Linked DNA regions of Homo sapiens: region 1 is linked to region 2. A link is a contact called in ENCODE Hi-C data. All regions are on one chromosome and are shown on one strand. The core of a region is the stretch at or near the end of the contact, and the rest is flanking DNA. Distances in the headings are between cores, read along the strand shown. Region 1 overlaps PRKAG2 (protein kinase AMP-activated non-catalytic subunit gamma 2). Region 2 holds the start of ABCF2-H2BK1 (ABCF2-H2BK1 readthrough).

Region 1 (3,160 bases), core at 615-3,114, 540 kb before region 2:
GAACAGAGGAGGGCTGGTTATTTTTGTAAGCAACCTATACATTGTGGGCAGATAATTTGATCATGCTTTGGCATAATTTCTGCAATGGTAAATGTGTGAGGTCATAAGCCCACAGTGCTGCTTGAATCTTAGGGAGCCTGTGGTTGCACTGGAAAATGGTCAACACAAGACCCAACCGTGGCTGGAACCCCTACTTCTCAGCCTCTGCAACGCTTAATGCTAAAGTCGGGGATGGGGCGTGGGGCATGGTGGTTTGTTCACTGGGTTCTCCAGGAGGGAGGCCACTTTCTATCTCACCCCCCTACAGCTCCAGGTCGAACTCCTAAAACCCAAGAGACAGGGCTGCTCTGAGACTGGTTGATGTGTTTTCAATACATGTGCTATTTGTAGGTCACTCCATAAGAATCAAGCTCCCCAGAAAACCTGCGAGACCTCAGAGCCCTCACTCCTCCCAGCACACCTTGCTCAGTGACCAGCAAAGTGTCAGTTGAAGAATGATAAGGTTCCTACATTTGGAAAGGATCACTTCTTTAAAAAGGCTGCAGCCAGCAGGTCACCATTCTGACAGGCTGGGAAGCATAGTCTCTAGCCAGATGCTGGAAACAGGCACTGCGAGAGTGGAAGACAGGGATTTATGCTGAACAGCGTGGCCAAATGTACATATTCAACAGGTTATAGGAGGAGCTATGAATATTCACAAAGAGGAAGCATAGACATGCATAATTGGCTAATTGTGTGCAGCATGCATCCATGTTCACGCTGGGGTGGAGACTTAACCTTTAAATGGATTACAGTAGGCCCTATATGTCAGAGGGTGAAGCCAAGGATGCGAAGACTGTCTGTGTGCAGCCTCCATAGGCTAGTCAGAGCCACTCCATGGTCAGGGGTCTCTTATCAGGAAGGAATGCTGGTCGGTTGTGTCGAACCTGCAAAAGGAAGGGGCAGCATCAGACAGCTGGTTGATCTCAGGAATGGAGCAAGTCTTTCAAAAGGGCAGGTTTCCATTTAACCCTTGGGGAAGGAAGCCTAATGGTGGTTAGCAAGGGAGGGGGTGTAATGAGGCACATCCGACCTCTCATCCCATTATGGCCGGGAACTCAGTTTTAAGGTTTTTCTGGGGTCCCCGTGGCCAAGAGGGGGTTCTTTCAGTTGGTTAGGGGCTTAGAATTTTAGCTTTATTTCTCAAAAGGTACTGAATTTGGCCTCCGTGGTCCCTAGCAGTGGACACACGCACTCTGGGGCCAGCAGGTTAGGTGCCCACTCTATGGGGTGGGGGTGCACCCTCGGCCATGTCAGCCCAGCACCCCAGCCCCGCAAGCAGTGCCACCTGCCCACCTCGTGTTTCCGCCACACCTCCCCAGATGCGGCTGCAGCATCCGTGCCTTCATGGCCCACAGGTTAGTTTCAGGGGCTGTCACACAGGCACCACAGGCTGCATGGCCTAAGCTGCCCGGATTCCTGTTCCCACAATTCTGGAGGCTGGAAGTTGGAATCAGGGTGTCAGCAGGACCATGCTCCCTCTGAAGGCTCTGGGAGGGCTCTGTTCCAGGCCTCCCTCCTAGCTTCTGGCAGTTGCCCACAAACCCTGGGGTTCCTTGGCTCGTAGATGCGTAACTTCAGCCTCTGCCTTCATCATCCTGTGGCCTTCCTCTGTGTGTGTCTGTCTCTTTTTCTTTTCTTAAAGTGACAGCAGTCAAAGGAGATTAAGAGCCCACCCTACTCCACTGCGACCTCAACTTAAGTGACTACATCTGCAATGACTCTGTTGCCAAATAAGGTCACCTTCTGAGGTTCTGGAAAGGAAATGAATTAGTGGGGGCACTGTCTAACCCAGCGCAGTCTACAACCACAGCATCAACTGCATTCAAAGTTCCTGGGCCATTTTCTTTGATGTTTACTTTCACTTGTCTTCTCTTCTTTGCTTGACTGAGGTTTGTTCACAGCCTTTCTGCCTGGGTTAGTTTCTTCTTGTGACTCTTAAATGCAGTAAAACACTGTAGAAAGCTGCCTGCCCAGCACAGCTGACACAGCCCTTTGGTAAAACCAGATAGCATCATTGCTCCCTGCACTGGGGGGACACCCTCCATGGAGCTTTGGAGCATCTCAGGGGGACAGGAAGGCCACAGTGCATTAGAACTCCAAGTCTGTTGAGGTCTTGCAAGTGGGGATTGGATTAGGAGTGGGTAAGAATCATGACACAGTGGCCCAGGATGGGAAGAAAGAGCAAGGCTACAGAGTCGCTGTTTCTTCAGGCACGGGCTGTCCTTGTCCATTGACTTAGTCCTGGCACCAACTGCAGCCTTCTTGGTCTGTTTGGAAAAATCTTGAAGACTGGCCAGGTGCAGTGGCTCACGCCTACAATCTCAGCCCTTTGGGAGGCTGAGGTGGGCAGATCACTTGAGCCCAGGAGTTCAAGAGCAGCCTGGCCAACATGGCGAAACCCTGTCTCTACTAAAAATATAAAAATTAGCCAGGTATGATGGCATGTGCCTGTAATCCGAGCTACTAAGGGAGGCTGAGGCAGGAGGATCGCTTGAACTCAGGAGACAGAGGCTGCAGTGAGCCAGGATCGTGCTAGTGCACTCCAGCCTGGGCAATAGAGTGAGACTCTATCTCCAGAAAAAAAAAGAAAGAAAGAAAGAATAGGAAGAGAGATCTTGAAGAACAAGAGTTCTAAACTTTATTGATGAAGCTTCTGATTTATTTAAGCTTTGCCGTTGCTAATGGGGTTTTGGTGGGGTCATTGCAGGCGTATTCCCCTTACCTCAAGAATATCCTAAAATTTGGGCAGGAAGTTTGGCCTCATGAATGATGACAAGGGGCTGCATGATACAGCCTAGAAGTTTGGGGGAGTTTAGCTCTCCACAGAGTAATACTTGACCAGTAGGAACTGTGGCTTTGAGGAAGCTGGGCAGAAACCTCCTCCTTGATGATGGCTATGGATCCCCCCACATATAGTTCCTTTCTAGAACCCTCCTGGAGGAGTCCCATGAGCCAAGTGAACATGCTTTCTAAGCTCCCCTGCTCTTTATTCTGATTATTATGTTATTATTTGCAGCTTGTCATGCATCAGCAGCCAGCATGACAACTCATTTCATTGCTGCTTCTCCTGCCCTACCTCACCTTGATCTTAATCCTTGCCTCAGGCTCTGCTTCTAGA
Region 2 (2,893 bases), core at 148-2,647:
GAACTCCTGGGCTGAAATGATCCTCCCACTACGGCCTTCCAAAGTGCTTGGATTACAGGTGTGAGCCACCACACCCGGCTTGTTTACTTTTCACATGTTCCTTCTTTATTATGAGCTCCCTGAGGTCAGGGAGTGACTTTGCACCATTGCAACTCCAGCACATATATCTGAGCCTGACAGATAGTAGGCACTTCGTTGGTGGAGGATATTCTAGGAAAATGTATGTTCAAAGGCATGCAGGTGTAAAATAGCACGCTTAATCTCCGAACTATTTAAGTAGGTAAGTTCTACTGAAGTATGAGTTTGAGAAGAAAAACTAATTCTCATTGTTTGAGTCACGGACTGTGGGCGAAAAGGTGCCACATTTGGAGAATATGCTCAAAGGGAGCAATAGCTTCCTTTGCTGCCCCAAACGTCACTGATGGTGAGGCTTCTGCTGCACAGGAGCCTGGAGAAGTAACAAAGATCACAAAGGGCCTGCCTTGTACTTGAGGCTAAACATTTGGAGTTTACAATGTAGGTAATGTGAAGTCCTTGAGAGATTGTATTTATTTTTAAACCATCCAGCCCAAAATGTCATGTGAGAGATTTTAAACAGTGAGACTCAAAGGGAAAGTAACGGGCCCGGTAGCATGGCTAACTAATAATAAAACAAATCTCAGCCAAGGGGCCTTTTTATCTCGGGGCCCTTTCCACCAAACTTGCATGGCTTCAGTGGAAACCTAACAATGCGGCAGCGGGGAGGCTAAGCGGCCGAGGTTCCAAAACAACGTCTGGCACCTTCTAAAAGTTTAACAATGAACCAGCCTCTAAAATTAAGGTTTAATGAAACCAAGGCGCTTTCTTTCGTGAAGGAATTCCGTTGGCAACATCTTTGCAGCGATGCCCCGCTTTCTGGAACCCCTCCCTGCCCAGCGCCCCCTTCATTTTAGTCCTCCCCTCACGCTCCCACCTCTCCTCTCCCATTGTTTCGATCTACTCCCGCTGAGGCAAGCTGGGAAGTGTAGTTGCACGCCCTGCTGCCTGAGTCGGTTAGGTAGCTCTAAAAACTCGTAACTCCACAACAGCTCAATGGATTTTCGAGAGGTGGGGTAAAGCCTGAAGGCTCAGCCGGTTTATCCAACGAGCAATCTGGGATTTGCAGTTTCCAGCGCCCGAAGTGCGCCCGCTAGCAGAGAGCTCTTGGACTCTAATCCCGCCCCCTCCCCGAGCCTCGCGCATCCTGATGGCGTCACGCGGCCCCGCGAGGTCTGTGGGATACATAGTAGTCCTCAAGGCGGGTCTCACTCTTGGCCGCTGCAACTTGAGGACTACACTTCCAAGGAGGCAGCGCGGCGCGCCGAGAACCACCCGAGGCCGTGATTGGCTGGTGAGCCGGCCGCACGCGGAGGATCCTAAGGAGCAGCTCTGTTGCGACATAGGCCGAGCAGCGAGGCCCAGTGAGTTAGGGGAAGGGGAGCTGTAGGGAGAGGGTCCCCGCCGGTGAGGGGGAAAGAGAATTAGAAGAGGAAGCAGGGACGGGGTTTGGATGGAGGGCTCTGCGAGGGGGAAGATAGGGCTAAGGGAGAGAAGCTGACGGGCGGGGTGGGGGAGGACCCGGGGGTGACGAGCGTGGAGACTCGGAGGGGACTCACGCGGGCGAGGACGAGTGCGTCCCGGCAAGAGGCTGGGCTCGACGGCCGGGTGATGTGGAGAGGGACGATCGAGAAGAGGCCCGAGACGGACGGGAGGAGGAAGCCCGGAAAGTGAGGCGGCTAGCTGAGTGCGGAGCGCCAAGTTGTAGGGAAACCGGAGACGGAGACCTCCGCTGAGGGGCAGAACCTGGTCCCCAGCCGGAGGCCCTGAAAGAAGGAGCGTTTCCAAAGTGAGGCAGTCCGTGGGGGACTGGTGCCTGTGGGAAGAGATGTTAAGATTAGAAGAGCCGCTGAGAATCGGCATTGGTTTGGGATACCCTGACCAAGTTGGAACAGACGAGGCGGGGGCAGGCCAGGGCATCAGAGGCTTGATGTTGATACGAAGATTCCTGAGAGGGATGGAGCAGGGCCCAGGCATTCTTACTAGTAAGTTTAGGGTTTGGGGGTATCTGTTTGCCTTCCTTCAGGCTCCCTGAAACAACAGTAACCTACCCCTGTGGGTCATCATCATGCCCTCCGACCTGGCCAAGAAGAAGGCAGCCAAAAAGAAGGAGGCTGCCAAAGCTCGACAGCGGCCCAGAAAAGGACATGAAGAAAATGGAGATGTTGTCACAGAACCACAGGTGGCAGAGAAGAATGAGGCCAATGGCAGAGAGACCACAGGTGAATTGAGGGAGGGGTGAGTTGGGGATGGTTGCTAAGACTTAATGCATGCCCCAGCCAGAGTTGGAATCTTGATGCTGGGGGTAGTGGAGAATGTATCTGGTGTCATGCAACTTTTCATGATGAATCAAATCAGTAGAGTTGGAATTCGTGCCACCCTGTCATTGCGCAAGGAAGCCGAAGACGAGGTTCTCACATACTCAGTGGCAAGCGGATGTGAGAGTTGCTGAGCTGCCTTGCTGCTCTATTAGATTGTGAGGAGGGGATCAGTTCCCTGCCCCTTTCTCAGTTTCCATTTCTATGCATGGTGACCAATGTGCCAGGTTCTTTGCTACATTATACAATAAGCTTGTCCTCTCACTGGTGTAGTGGCTCTACCTACAAGAGAGTAACTTATGAGTTGATTTATGGGGTTTTTCCTGGGAGAGAGCTCCCTTTCTGTTATTTATATTTTGGGAAATATTTATTATTTCTCAAGTGCTAGACATGGTGCTATACACTGAGGCACTACCGTCTTCCCTCCAAAAACTTACCGTCTAGACTGGGAAACATGGCCATATGCGGTAAAGACTATTCCAGGCCCTTGGCAGTCCAAT

The links. Hi-C counts contacts between places; a loop is a spot of excess contacts on that map. Pooled maps may share reads with other maps.
Region 1: a loop to region 2 is called in a pooled map, with 4 times the contacts of the local background. The contact joins the enhancer-like site here to the promoter of ABCF2-H2BK1 in region 2. A Hi-C loop is called at or near these places in 2 of 168 maps with a recorded cell type or tissue (chondrocyte and gastrocnemius medialis) and 6 of 50 pooled maps.

The regions. Positions count from the first base shown.
Region 1 is chr7:151,767,940-151,771,099 of GRCh38, reverse strand. All of the region lies in intron 3 of PRKAG2 (protein kinase AMP-activated non-catalytic subunit gamma 2), which reads left to right. Among named protein-coding and RNA genes, the nearest start is that of PRKAG2-AS2, 37 kb to the left of the region's middle. Within about 2 kb of position 1,864, at least 3 of the 41 ENCODE cell types and tissues checked have a DNase peak (open chromatin) inside an H3K27ac peak, as active enhancers do.
Region 2 is chr7:151,225,709-151,228,601 of GRCh38, reverse strand. ABCF2-H2BK1 (ABCF2-H2BK1 readthrough) reads left to right here and starts at 1,397. Exons shown (of 17, transcript NR_160983.1): 1 at 1,397-1,439; 2 at 2,102-2,297. It overlaps ABCF2 (ATP binding cassette subfamily F member 2), which reads left to right and starts at 1,397. Exons shown (of 15, transcript NM_007189.3): 1 at 1,397-1,439; 2 at 2,102-2,297. The coding sequence starts at 2,144. RefSeq lists enhancers at 1,221-1,300, 1,411-1,460 and a silencer at 1,561-1,620.